Regions from separate parts of the Mus musculus genome. Here region 1 is linked to region 2. Evidence: chromatin contacts called from ENCODE Hi-C or POLR2A ChIA-PET data. All regions are on one chromosome and are shown on one strand. Each heading gives the region's core, a stretch centred on a gene start or an enhancer-like site at or near the end of the contact. The rest is flanking DNA. Distances are from core to core; before and after follow the strand shown.

The links. Hi-C counts contacts between places; a loop is a spot of excess contacts on that map. ChIA-PET counts read pairs that join two places held with the same protein, here RNA polymerase II (POLR2A).
Region 1: a loop to region 2 is called in a map of v-Abl transformed pro-B cells, with 2.3 times the contacts of the local background. The contact joins two enhancer-like sites. A Hi-C loop is called at or near these places in 2 of 37 maps with a recorded cell type or tissue (gastrocnemius and v-Abl transformed pro-B cells). POLR2A ChIA-PET finds 5 or more read pairs at or near these places in 1 of 5 experiments (Patski).

What each region holds. Positions count from the first base shown.
Region 1 is chr10:117,431,524-117,438,500 of GRCm38, forward strand. No RefSeq gene overlaps it. Among named protein-coding and RNA genes, the nearest start is that of Gm32141, 12 kb to the right of the region's middle. Within about 2 kb of position 4,033, at least 3 of the 3 ENCODE cell types and tissues checked have a DNase peak (open chromatin) inside an H3K27ac peak, as active enhancers do.
Region 2 is chr10:117,389,199-117,396,786 of GRCm38, forward strand. No RefSeq gene overlaps it. Among named protein-coding and RNA genes, the nearest start is that of Cpsf6, 16 kb to the left of the region's middle. Within about 2 kb of position 4,478, at least 1 of the 3 ENCODE cell types and tissues checked has a DNase peak (open chromatin) inside an H3K27ac peak, as active enhancers do.

The sequences.
Region 1 (6,977 bases), core at 2,783-5,282, 42 kb after region 2:
CTCCTTCTACACACACACACACACACACACACACACACCACCACCACCACCACCACCACCACCACCACCACCACCACCACCACCATTTAACCTTTGTTGACTTGGAACTCACTCTGCAGACCAGGGTGGCCTCAAACCCATAGAGACCCACCTACCTCTTCCTCCCATGTGCTGGGGTTAAAGGTATGCACCACTGTGCCTGGCCATTTAAAGTGTTTTTTGTTTGTTTGTTTTTTCGAGACAGGGTTTCTCTGTATAGCCCTGGCTGTCCTGGAACTCACTCTGTAGACCAGGCTGGCCTCGAACTCAGAAATCCACCTGCCTCTGCCTCCCGAGTGCTGGGATTAAAGGCGTGCGCCACCACGCCCGGCTCATTTAAAGTGTTTTAATTCCTTTGCCATCTTGAGAGCCCAGGCTGTCCCTGGGACATGCCTGTTTGCAAACACATTTATATTTTCTGTTCTTTTTCTTCCAGACAGTTCATCCGTTATTAGGCTTTTAAGGAATACTTAGTAAGTTAGACTGTGGGCAAACAAAAATCAATAAAACGCTATTCTTGCCGAGGCATTAAGTCTTGTGGGAGAAAGAAACATTTAACCAGCAAAGACAAAAAGTCAAATTCAGCAGGCTCTGGGAGTCTCGGAGAGCTAGCCTCTGGCTCCGTTAGGGACAGTGGTCACAGATGGATTAAGACAAGATCGGAAGATTAAGATCGGAAGTAAGGTTACGCTGAGAACATGACCAGTAAGACTCAATTCACAGAGGATAGGATTAGCCACTAGGCAAACGTGATTAATTTGTTGCCTTTAAGTATGTAAAAGCGCTTTTTCTCTCCACAGGCATAAATTCAAACTTGCCGTGATCTCCCGTTATTCCCGCATAGATTTCCAGCCTTGCCTCGGGCTAGTGGTTGGTTAGCTCTTTAAAGTTTGAGAATCACGTGGGCTAATATATGAATGATTTCAGCAGTCTCCACTAGAACCAATTCTAGCCATTCCCCTCCGTTAAAGACGTCTTACAGGCTGGCTCCCTGCGAGACTCTGCCTATAGGGGGCGCTCGAGGGAGGCCGAAGAGGTCAGGGCCGCCGCAGTTGCAGAGCGCAGACTTGTCCCACAAACCGCAGCCCCCTTTCTAGTAACAGTGGAGTCCGGTGTGCAGTTTTGGCAGCACTGGGTTCGCCGTGCCCGATGCAGAGAACGAGCATCAGCAGATTTCTAATTTAAGCAATTCCGGCCTCTTCTCTTTCTCCTCTCCGAGCGCTGTGGGTGGCAGCTGCTCCCCACCTTCGCTCATTTGAGTTAACTTTAAGGCAGGGACGTTTGCCAAGAGTTGGAGAGGCGCAGGGCAGGTGAGGGAGCATTGCTCTCATCTGCTGGGTGAGCTGAAATGCTTTGAAATAAACACCCTACTATACACAGGATAGGCTCCTACAAGGGATTCCATCCAGTGTAGCACCAATAGCAGGGCCGGGAAACCCTGGTTTACAGTAACCCCTTCAGTTAGAGATGACATGTACTACAAAGCCATCATTGGTATACTATTAAGACTATGCAGAGACAAAACACCTTTGAAAAGGAAGGAAGGAAGGAAGAAACCACTTGTGGTGGCGCACGCCTTTTATCTCAACACTCGGGAGGCAGAGGCAGGAGGATTTCTGTGAGTTCCAGGCCAGCCTGGTCTACATAGAGTTCCAGGACAGGCAGAGCTGTTGAAAAAAAAAAAATCTTTGTATTAGATCTTTCTGTCAAGTAATGTTGTGGTTCTGATTAAATCCTGCTGATTCAACTTTTTCAGAGTTACTAAAAGCAGTTAGGCTGCACATGGTGGCCCAAGTGAGTAATCTCAGCAAATGGGGACAGGATGAACACCTCCATCTGAGGGGGCGGGGCAGGAGGCGTACTTCCATCTGAGGGGCGGGGCTGTATAGAAGTTCACAGAGTTGTACAGATTCAGACCTGGTTAATTTTGGTGTGTGATGTTTTTTTATTTATTTTCAAGGTTAAAAAATATAAAATTTATAAGATTAAATGAGGAATTAACTAGAGGAAACTTAAAATTTCATGTTTTAAGTCAACGAATGAATTGTAAAGGATTTATGATTAACTCGTCATTACAAAATCTTTTTTGGTCTTTAATCCTAGCACTTGGAAGGCAGAGGCAGATGGATCTCTGTGAGTTCAAGGCCAGCCTGGGCTACATGGTGACTTCCAGGACTACATAGAAAGCCCCTGTCTCAACACAAAACCAAAGCCAAAAATCAACACAACACAACACAACACAACACAACACAAACACCAAGACTGGATACAGTACATAAATAAGGAGTAATGGAATTGTTTATGGCATCATGATTGTTGGCGTAGAACCTAAGGGGGTGGGGGGTTTGGAGGACTGCTGTCCTCACAGCAACCTCATCAACGGGATTTTATACAATCTATATTCATTTATTATTTAAAAATAGCTTATTAAAAAATCCTGCTCTATAATATACTGCCCCATAAACGCTGCTCAACGGAAACCTCAGGCTAGCGGTTGGCAGGTGCATTCTCGTTGCCCTTTTTTGTTTAGCCAATGTTGCAGAAATGTACTACTTGGGGGTGAGGGTGGGGAGAGTCAGCTTTGGTGAAGACAGAACCTTGTTTGCATATGGTGCTGGCAGCACCGCCCAAGGACAGCTTGAGGAGACCTAGGCTCCCCCCTGTGCCAGAGTCCCTCGGTCTTGCTACTGAGTTCGCTCCCTTAGGCATTCGCCTCCTGGAACTCCAGACGAGTTCTTGGTCATCTTTTGCCATGATTTTACCAATCCTCAGAGCAGCAAAGGTATTTCTTAGAAAGTCCCAGGTAACGGGTGACCTGAACCTGGAGCCAATAACTTGAAGAGGTTCCTAATGTGTCCAGCCCTGTTCCAGGCAACCTGCGTGTATTTCTTCATCTAATTCGTCCAATAGTGCCATGAAGTAGGTCCTTGCTAGTGTTAATTCAGCACTGAAGAAACCAAGCAAGGCTGGGGTGAGGGGTTGGGGTTGGGGTTGGGGGAGCTGGCAGAGTGCTTGCTAAATTTGTGCAAAGTCCACAGCTCAATTCCCTATTCTCCAGAAAGCAGGTATGGTCGCACGTGCCGGTAATCCCAGCACGCAGGAGGATCCGAAGATCCAGGCCATCCTCAGCTATATAGAAAGTCCAAGGCCAGCCTGGGGTACTTGAGACCCTGGCTCAACACAGATGAGTAAGTTAATTAATAATAAAAAAGTTTAAAGAAAATAAAAGAAATCAAAATGCAGAATGTTCAAGTAGCTTGTATGTGCTATCAGACAAGAATTTCAACAAGCTGTCTAAATCGAGGGATCCTTTAAACTAATATTTAAGAATAGCCCATACAGTGTGTTCAGACGCCTCTTATCTGTTTAAAGAGCCGGCTCAAACCAGCCTGGAGACAGAATATTTTCAAACGTGAACCATCTGGTTGTTACAAGTCAAACCACAGGAAGCCTGCATTAGAGTTGGCTCTCCGGTTGACTGTGCCCAGCCTCTCTCTCTCTGGTTTCCGCTTCTCTTTGAGTGTTGACTTCATTCTCTCAAATAATGGCGGTGCTTCAGACTTGTTTTCAGTGTGCTTATTAAAGAGTACCCTCAGGATCAGCTGCAAGACTGGGCAGAAGAGGAAGTCAAGCCACGATGCTCTCAACCAGGGTCAGCTCAGTAAGAGCTTCAGAATTCTGCGCTAACAAAGAGACAGAGTAAATAAAAATGACCCGAAGGCCTTCCCGTGGCCCGGAATCTGACCTCAGCAGTGACAGTATATGACTTTGTTGATTGTGCTGACCTCTATCATTGAAATGTCCCGAGGGACTGAAGAGCACGCATACCAATGAGAGAAAAATGTCACTGCGACGAGGGCCGGAATCTTGCGACTCCATCAGGGAGAATTCTCCCTTTCATGGTGGCTCCCAGATCTCGTTTAGCCTGTAAGCTAACAAGAAGAAGAGGCGGTCAACGCACACGTGGTGGCCATCACGACAAACGGGATGACCTAAGAGACAAACGATTAGACGGCAGCGCCACCGTGTGGTAGTCCACGTCCTCACCGCAAGCTGAGGTCGGAAGAGGGTGTCTCTGTGATCAGGAAACGTGCAGTTTTTGTGACATACAAGCAAAGGGGAAGGGCAGGTCCGCGTCCCCACACTGGATTCATATTTTCTGGATTTGTTGATGCCCTCCCCCAGTTCTGATCTTGCTGGCCTCTGTACTGCCTGCCTTACCTATCTGAACTGACCGTGTACCTGTGAGCATCCAGTGTAATATGTTTATTCCACACAGATTAATTTCAAGTCCTCGGGGCAGTTTTCCGTCTGCTCTGTGCATAGTGCACAAGGCTAATACAGTTACAAGAGCCCAGAATGTGGCGCCGGCCCAGCTCTCTGGTGATGCTGCTGCACGCACACACGCGGCACTATGCTGACACCTTCCTTTTCTAGATCTCTTGAATAATCCACGTTGTTCTGCTCTGCATCGGCCTCCTTTAGATACTCCAGGAACTGCTAAACACTCGCTTCTCTCTGAGGACACGTCTAGTTCTTGAGCTCCTTGCTTCAGTTTAAAATTGAACTACCTGGCTCACCCACTCTGCGTTTTCACAAGATGCCTGGTTACCTACCATTTAGTCCAGGTTCTGCCGTTAGGGGTCCCACGCTCTGTTTAGCCTTTGAGCGGCAGGTCTAACACTGGATCAAATCTCCTTGCTGTGGCTGGCCTTTGGCCATCTGTCCCAGAAGGGCAAGCCTTGTTCTCCCAAACTCCCTCTGTCCTCTCTGGATTCTTCCGTATCGCCAGCATCTCAAGTAGAAGAACCCAAACTCTTGCTGAAGCAAACCTCCACCCATTCCAGAACAAAGCCAGGGCGGTCCTCAAGCCAGCCAGGTTTCCCCGGCTATGGGCATCTGTTTTCCATGGCATGGTGGCTGCACCAAGAATGAGGTCCTCTCTCCGTTAAAGGGCACACCCTTCAGAGAGGACCTGGAGCACAGGACTCTCCTGTGTCAACAGCAAGTGTCTGGGATGTGATGCACTCAGTCAGCACTTTGGTCCATTGTTGAGTAGACAGAGCACTTCCGGGGAACATCGTGGAGGGATAGGGGACAATTACACTGAGAGCATTAATGCATTCAAGTTTTACAGTAGGGTTGTTACTTCTATCCACAGGTTTCTAAGCATATCTCTCTGTGTGTGTGTGTGTGTGTGTGTGTGTGTGTGTGTGTGTGTGTGTGTGTGTGTGTGTAAATGTATGCATTCCACGGCAATTGTCTATTGAGTTTGCTCCTGGATTACCTGACTCCTCTCATCACCTCCAGGTCTAATTCTTAGCAACACGAGGACGATATTGCGCCACCTACTGTCCAAATGTGTCCTGCCCTTTCTGCTTCAAATTCTCCTCTCATTAGACCTAAAATAGCGCCCTCGTCCCCACTCCCAGCCCCCTCTGGCTGCCTCTCACGGTTGGGTTTGTAATTTCCACTTGGCCTTTACATTTCCATCCAGCCCCGTGGGCAGCCATCTCTAAGCCTGGTGTCCAGCTGAGCTGGCTTTTATGCGCTCACAGCAGCCCTTCCAGGTGCCCACGGTGGTGGTCCAAGGATCGCAGCAAACCGGACTGCTTATGTAACTAGAGACATAAATTGGTCCCAGGAGTCCTGCAGCGAGTTACTGAAATAACATTCTCTTTATCACAGGCCCGTTTCCACAGGGCCTTTTTACGGGGTGCTTATGCAACAGCCGCCCCGTCAGCAGAAGTCCTGGAAGCGAAGAGCAGGGTGATATTTACAGTGAATAAATCATCGAATTCATTACATAAGAACTTAAAAATACTAGTGTTTCTCCTAAGAACTTGGGAAGTTCAGAAAAATCTATACCCGGTCTTAGCAGAAAAGTGACGTTTCAAAAATTCCAAAGCAGTCGGTTAATAATTTCAACAGAAGCGAAACTCGAGCACCGTGGGAAACGTCTTCCCAGCCTTGACTGGCATTGACTTTCGGCTAGTCTCTTCAATGTTAAGCAATGTCAGCCAGTTAAATAAATGTCCACAAACGAAGTCTTTGTTAAATTGAAATTTGTTTTGCTCCAAAATGACTGTTTACACAAGACAGAGACCTATGCAGTGGAAATATAAAGGCATAAATGAGGAAGGAGGCTACACAGGAGATTTCAACTCTCTTCGAATAGTAGGTATATCAGAGGGCTTCATGTTACTGTAACGAAATGCCTGAGACAATCGACTTACAAAGAGGAAAGGTTTATTTTTGCTTATAGCTCTACAAGTGGTAGGTAGCCTAGAACCAGATGGCCTTAATCTTTGCGGCTCTGAAAAGATGTGGCAAGGCCATCCTCCTACATCTGAAAGACACTGAGATATTGGGGTCCCAGAGTCCCCTTCAAAGACATGTTTCTAGTGACCCAAGGACCGAAGGTTTTATGAAACCTCACCTCCTCACAGTTTCCCCACTTCTCAATAATACTTTCCTGGAGTCTAAACCTTTAACACAGTGGTCTTTGGAAACTACTACCCATTTTCAAGCCATAGTATGTGTGTGTGTATGCACATATATGCATGTTGGTTTACCTTTGCTAAGGCTTGAACCCAGGGCCTTATACATACCAGACTCTGCCACCATGCTACATCAGCAGCCTATAATTTGTTTTATTATTGTTATTATTTGCGTATGTATGCTTATGTTCATGTTTACATGAGGGTACAGTTGTGCATGTGACTGCATATATTCCTGTGTGTCTGTGTCTGTGTGTGTCTGTGTGTGTGTCTGTGTGTATCTGTGTGTGTATGAATGTGTATGTCTGTGTCTGTGTGTGTGTGTGTATCTGTGTGTCTGTGTGTGTATGTATCTGTGTGTCTGTGTCTGTCTGTGTGTGTATCTGTGTGTCTGTGTGTGTATGTATCTGTGTGTCTGTCTGCATGTGTATCTGTGTA
Region 2 (7,588 bases), core at 3,228-5,727:
TCCACAAACCTTTACTGTGATTATTCACCATTATAGTGTCATTCCATGTATTTTACATAATCTACTATAAATTCAATGTATTGTTCTTAGGTCTCACAGGTCATCCAAATATCCAGAAATATTAAACTGATATCCAGATCTTAAACTGGACTGTAGAATTACAGTGGTTAGATAAAAGCCTGAATTCCTCAGGAATTCATGAAACTTGTTCCTATCTGCCAAAAGGAGTCATTCCTGTTACCTCTGGAGGAAGGGACAAATGGCTCTCTGTGACACCACTCAGCATTTCAAGGCTAATGCTGGCCTCTAGGCTCCCTCGCCAGCACAAGCCTCTTAAGGTGACTCTTTCACATAGTCATATTATTGTACCACCTGGAAGAGTCTAAAGGAAAGAGAGAGAGAGAGAGAGAGAGAGAGAGAGAGAGAGAGAGACTGGGAATGGAGAAATGGCTCAGTGGTTAAGATTCAATTTCCAACAACCACATAGTGGCTCACAACCACCTGTAATGGGATCCAATGCCCTCTTCTGGTGTGTCTGAAGAGAAAAACAGTGTACTTATATACATAAAATAAATAAATCTAAAAAAACAAAAGGAACATGGCAAGGGTTAGGAAAGCAGGAGAGAATAGTGGAGATAGCAAGATAACAAGAAAAGGAGACTACAATGTGTGTGTGTGCGTGTGCGTGTGCGTGTGCGTGTGCGTGTGCGTGTGCGTGTGCGTGTGTGTGTGTGTGTGTGTGTGTGTGTGTGCATGCGCGCGCGCCCGCGTGCGCATGTGTGAACTGTTGTTGGGAATCTCAGGTAGGAGCGGTTGCCATGATTATTAACCCAGCTGCTGGGCTGACTCCCGCAGCTCCCGTGTTTGCTGTGAGAATTTCTTCCCCGAGAAGGTATAGACAATATTTACCCTTCTTCACCAACAAGCCAAAGTACAATTCACTGATGCTCAGCCTGATGTTAATGGGTTTACATACAGACCATGAGGGAGGGCTTAATGGCAGAAGTGTGAGGGACCCTAAAGTAGAGGCATTGGAAAGTCCTGACCGGATCCCCATAGCTCTTTGGGCCCCTTTAAATCAACCTCCGGAACTTACGTACGGCGGTACAGTGGTCCTCACGTTCCCCAACGCTGCCCCTCTTTAATACAGTTCCTCACATGGTGGTGACCCCACCTGTAAAATTATTTTCACCGCTACTTCATAACTGTAATTTTTCTACTGTTATGAATCATGATGTGAATATCTGATAGGCAGGATCTCTGATATTCGATCCCCACTGAAGGGTGCAGCCCCCAAAGCAGTCAGGGCCCAAAGGTTGAGAAGCACGGTGGCACCTCCTGAGACCCTAAGGCAGAAGAATCACATTCAAATAGAATAGGAGTGGCTGGAGTCCCGGGTGAGAGTCCATTGGGCCATCCCCTCCCCCTTGCCTGAGGGGATGCAAATAGTCCGTGGGTCACTGCTGGTAAGGCTCTAACAAGCAGGCACAGCTGATCTGAGGGAGTGCTCAGAGGAACACTCTGTCCACAGCAGGGACATAGTGTGAGCTGCAGATGCTCAGCTCATCCGCGGCACTAGGACTGGGTGGAGGAGAAACAATGTTTAAGATACCGGGAACACCCGGGCAGTGGTGGCGCATGCCTGTAATCCCAGCACTTGGGAGGCAGAGGCAGGCAGAATTCTGAGTTCGAGGTCAGCCTGGTCTACAGAGTGAGTTCCAGGACAGCCAGGGCTATACAGGGAAACCCTGTCTCGAAGGGGGGGGGGGGTAGAGGGAGCAGTTATAAATACTATTCTGTAGAAAACTCGTTTAATTGTTGTATGTGACAGACGCGGTAATAAACTGGCCACAATGGCTGTTCCACGATGGGGGGTAGGCATTGTCTACAAGAGAGAGAAAATATCCAGCTGAGAAGAGATGGGGGATAAGCGATCTGGGATCGGCCAGGGCGATCTGGGAGAGAAGGAAGGACAGCTGGAGAGGGAGGAGGAGAAGGGGATGGGGGAGGGAGGAGGGAGGAGGGACTTGGTGCACTTTGGGTAAATTAATAGGACGCAATCTGGTGGTTTCAATGAAAATGGCCCCCAGAGGTGTGTCACTATTAGGAGGTGTGGCCTTGATGGAACAGGTGTAGCCTTGTTGGAGGAAGTGTGTCAGTGGTGTGGGCTTTAAGGTCTCAGAAGTTAAGACAAGCCTACTGTGTCTCTCTCTTCCTGCTGCCTAGACATCCAGATGTAGAACTCTTAGCTTCCTCTCCAGCACCAGGTCAGCTCATGCTTCTCACCATGACGATAACGGACTAAGCCTCTGAACTGAAAGCCAGCCCCAAATAATGTTTTTGCCTTTATAAGAGTTGCCACGATCATGGTATCTCTTCACAGCAATGAAATACTAAAACAAAACCATATTGTATATTTTCTCCCTCAACATATATAATTACTAAAACCACATAGAAATGATAAAAAAAAAAGGGGGGGGGGGCTGGAGAGATGGCTCAGTGGTTAAGAGCACCAACTATTCTTCCAGAAGTCCTGAGTTCCATTCCCAGCAACCACATGGTGGCTCACAACCATCTGTAATGGGGTCTGATGCCCTCTTCTGGTGTGTCTGAAGACAGCTACAGTGTATTTATATATAATAAATAAATAAGTCTTTGGGAAAAAATAAATGATAAAAGAATTTGTTCACTTTACTATTCTGTAAGTATTTTACTGTAATGTTAGCTTGGTCTGGACCACTATGTCAATAAGATTCCATTATGACTCAGGGAGATCTGGTGTGCAAAGATGTGGGTTACACCTTGCTTTGAGGTACTCCTCTGCTGCTCTTCCTGGAGGGCGGGGGTTGTTTTGTTTTCATTTATTTATTTTTGAACGCAGGTTTCACTGTGTTTTCCAGACTGATTTCTTTCTTTCTTTCTTTTTTTATTAGATATTTTCTTTAATGCTATCCCAAAAGTACCCTATACCCTCCCTCCACCCTGCTTCCCTACCCACTCACTCCTGCTTCTTGGCCCTGGCATTCCCCTGTACTGGGGCATATAAAGTTTGCAAGACCAAGGGGCCTCTCTTCCCAATGATGGCCAACTAGGCCATCTTCTGCTATACATGCAGGTAGAGACACGAGATCTGGGGGTACTGGTTAGTTCATATTGTTGTTCCACCTATAGGGTTGCAGACCCCTTCAGCTCCTTGGGTGCTTTCTCTAGCTTCTCCATTGGGGGCCCTGTGTTCCATCTTATAGATGACTGTGAGCATCCACTTCTGTATTTGCCAGGCACTGGCATAGACTCATACAAGACAGCTTGTAACAGGGTCCCTTCAGCAAAATCTTTCTGGCATATGCAATAGTGTCTGGGTTTGGTGGCTGATTATGGGATGGATCCCTGGGTGGGGTAGTCTCTGTATAGTCCATCCTTTCGTCTTAGCTCCAAACTTTGTCTCTGTAACTCCTTCCATGGGTATTTTGTTTCCTATCTTAAGGAGGAATGAAGTATCCACCCATTGGTCTTCCCTCTTCTTGATTTTCTTGTGTTTTGCAAATTGTATCTTGGGTGTTCTGTTTCTGGGCTAATATCCACTTATGAGTGAGTGCATATCTAATGACTTCTTTTGTGATTGGGTTACCTCACTAAGGATGATATCCTCCAGATACATCCATTTGTCCAAGAATTTCATAAATCCATTGTTTTTAATAACTGAGTAGTACTCTGCTGTGTAAATGTACTACATTTTCTGTTCCGGACTGATTTTTAACTCTTGGGCTGAAGTAATCTTCTCTCAGCCAACGACCTAAGGCGACAGGCAGGAGTCGCCACACTCACTTCCCAGCTGTGCTGCTTTAAGCAAGAGCTGCTTAACCGCAGTTGACCTGTTTGAACGGGGGGGGGGGGGGGGGGGGGGGGAAATAATAGAGAGATAAAAACACCTCCCTCAAGTGGAGTATTTATTGGTGACAAGGGGATGGAAAAGAGCCAACAATTATTGAGTACAAAGCAATTTATACCGGTCCCTGAGGTAAGTGCTTCGCAAGCATCAACTCAAATTACAAACTATGTGTTCAGAGAACTGATAACCCTTGAGCAGAGTGTGGATGTTGCTTTGAAAATCCCTCGGAAGTTATGTCAGCCAAAAGCTGGCAGGAAGCAAACGGTCCTGTCCGTGGGGTGAACTAGAGGAGACTTTGACGATGACGTAACCACTTAGGAAGATCTATGTCATGTCTAAAAGAAAGTAAACGGAAGATGACGAAACGCTGCAGGACGAGCAACCACCGCCAAGGAGCCTGCAGGGACAAAGAGTGTCCTCAAGTCATCAAGTAACTGTGAGGGGAGAAAGTGGGCGGAGGGCGGGGGGGGGGGAGCGAGGGGGGGGGGTTGCAAGGCCCGGGTCACATGACCCGGCCGTGCGGAGAACCTAAGGGAGTAAAATTCCTGCATCACTCTGCTCACGATCAACTTCAAACCCTGTTTCCTCTGAGTTGAAACGTTGGCTCCTTGAGGGAGGAGGGAGGCTCCTGACACACAGAAGTAAAGTTAGGAAATTCAGGAAAGCGACCAAACTTATAAGACTCAGGAAACTGAGGAGGTTAGGAGATTCAGATGGCTCCCCCTGCGCGAGGGTGGAGGGAAGTGGGGTGGGGGGCGTAGCCCCAGAGCACATCTATAGCTGAAGAGAGGAGCTCGACACGCTTAGAATTCTGCTAAGAGCATACTGAGAATATGTTTTTTTGCTGTGTTGTTGTTGTCGAAGTAGTTACGTTCTTTTTCTTTTTCGGTTTTCGAGACCGTTTCTCCGTGTAGCCTTTGCTGTCCTGGAACTCACTCTGTAGACCAGGCTGACCTTGAACTCCCAGAGATTCACCTGCCTCTGCCTCCCGAGTGGTGGGCGTAAAGGCGTGCACCACCTCTACCTCGCCTGGTTCAGAGACTATTTTTACCGTTTTAATAAATAGAGATAAAAGTTTTGATCCCCTCAATCCCTTTTACTGCCTTGAATGTTACACAACAGAGTTATAACAAAACATGTACACAAACACCAATATGCTGAAGATGGCAGAATAAATAGAACTAAGCTATACACTGGTTGTTACAGACATAATATACAGCCTTCACATCAATAAAGACAGGGGTGAGAATCTTTAATCCTAGCACATGGGAGGCAGAGGCAGGTGAATCTCTGTGAGTTCAAGGCCAGCCTGGTCTACAGAGTGAGTTCTAGGACAGCCAGGGCTACACAGAGAAACCTTAGCTCCAAAAAACAAAACACACACTTAACAGGTTCCTGGGGGGCGGGGGGGGGGCGCTCAGTGGCACACTGTTGTTCCCAGTAACTTAGGGCATTGGTGCAAGAGGCTCCCACAGCCAGCCTAGGTAGCATGCCAGTGCTTCATTTCAACACTAAAGGGGAGAGGACTGGGTACAAAAAAAGGTGTAGCAAGCACATACCAGGTAAAATGGAAATAGCTCAGCTATACCAACAGTAAGTCAAAGAGAATTTAGGAGAAAAAAGTCATAAATAAGAAAGAAGCCATCGGTGTATCTTTCTCAAAAAACTGTTTAAACACATGAAAAAACTTAAGATGAAAAAAAAAAGTCATTGTGGGCTGGAGAGATGGCTCAGCAATTAAGAGCACTGACTGCTCTTCCAGAGGTCCTGAGTTCAAATCCCAGCAACCACATGGTGGCTCACAACCATCTGTAAACAGATCTGATGCCCTCTTCTGGTGTTTCTGAAGACAGCCACAGTGTACTCATATAAGTAAAATAAATAATTCTTTTTAAAAGAAAGTCATTGTGTGGCAATAACTGGTGTTAGCATGTGTATCTTCCTGAGTAATTCCCTTTATGCCTCCACCCACGGGAAATAACTCTTTATCTATATTCTATAGGAGACTAATATGCAATAATTATAGAGTATATGTATCCTAAAAAGCAAAAGGAAGGATGGCATTCTAACTAATACTTCCTATCTCTCCTTCCAGGTACTTTATTGGATCTGAATAAATGTGCCATGTGTTTTTTGGCAAAATTGTATCCTAGCCAGATATATAACCCCATGTTCATAACCCCAGCCCTTAAGAAGTGGAGACAGGAAGACAGCAAGCTTGTCGTTAGCTTCAGCCACATAGAGAAACCCTATCTTAAACTCCCCAGAACACTAACAAGAACACTAAAAGGAGCAATGGACTCAGAAGGACACGTCTTGTGTGTTCTCTCTTAATCTGAGTGTGGGATGTGTGGAAGTAGGAAGAAGCTGGGAGTGCCAGGGACAGGCCAGAAGGTGATGGAGGTTGTTATGCTCATAGTATTTGCCTGCCTGAGAGAACTCCAGCCCTATTATTTTGTATACTTAATATCCAATAATAAAATGTTTCTAAATGACATCATTATAAGTATCTTTTCCCCACCTATCCAAGCACATAATACATAGTGCAATTTTCTATAGAGAGAAAATTTTCATCAGTCTAATGCATATATTATCTATTCTAGTCTACTTTATTTATTTATTTATTTATTTATTTATTTATTTATTTATTTATTGAGACAGGGTTTCTCTGTGTAGCCTTAGCTGTCCTGGAACTCACTCTGTAGACCAGGCTGGCCTCAGATTCATAGAGATCTGCCTCCTGAGTGCTGAGATTAAAGGCATATGCCACCACCGCCTGACAAAATGGTTTTTATGGCATTGTATTTTCACTCTTGAAACTAGGCTTATCTTGTATTTTCCATGCAAAAAAAAAAAAAAATATGTGTGATTACTCCAGAGACCTTCATATTGGTAATGGGGTTAATGGTCATTGTCACTAAAATATCTGATGCTGGCTTCAGTGGGAGAGGAAACACCTAGCTTCACAGAGCCTTGAAGTGCCATGGTAGGGAAATACCCAGGGGAGCCCCCACTCACTCAGAAGAGAAGGCAGGGGCATGTAAGGATTGTGGCAGGGGCTGACTGGGCCCGATGTAAAATGAATAAGTAAAAAATAAAAATAAAATAAAATAAAATAAAATAAAAACTACATGGTGACTGTATTGGAGAATTTATATATAAACTCAGCGAGCAAAAATTGCTCAACTAGGGCTGGAGAGATGGTTCAGCGGGTAAGAGCACTGACTGCTCTTCTAGAGGTCCTGAGTTCAAATCCCAGCAACCACATGGTGGCTCACAACCATCCGTAATGAGATCTGATACCCTCTTCTGGGGTGTCTGAAGACAGCGACAGTATACTTAGATATAATAAATAAATAAATCTTAAAAAAAAAAAAAAACTCAAGTAGATCAAGAGCAGTGACCATCGAATGATCCAGGATGCGACTGAGTTGGAGAAGGCACAGCGGGCTCGGTTCAGCAGCAGCATCACCTCTGTGACATTCAGAAGAGCAACATAATCACCACTTTGGAGGTCGGTCACCTTACAGGAACAGCTCCATAAAATATAGAAATAGGTAAGGAATCATGTAGGCTATCGGGTTTCCGTACAGGATGTGGAGGGCGGAGCAGGAGAAACTGGGAAGAGGAGGAGTGGGGGGGGGGGAGGGGGGGGAGCAGCTTAGGGTGGAGCCCTGTCCTGGAGCGCATCTGTATACA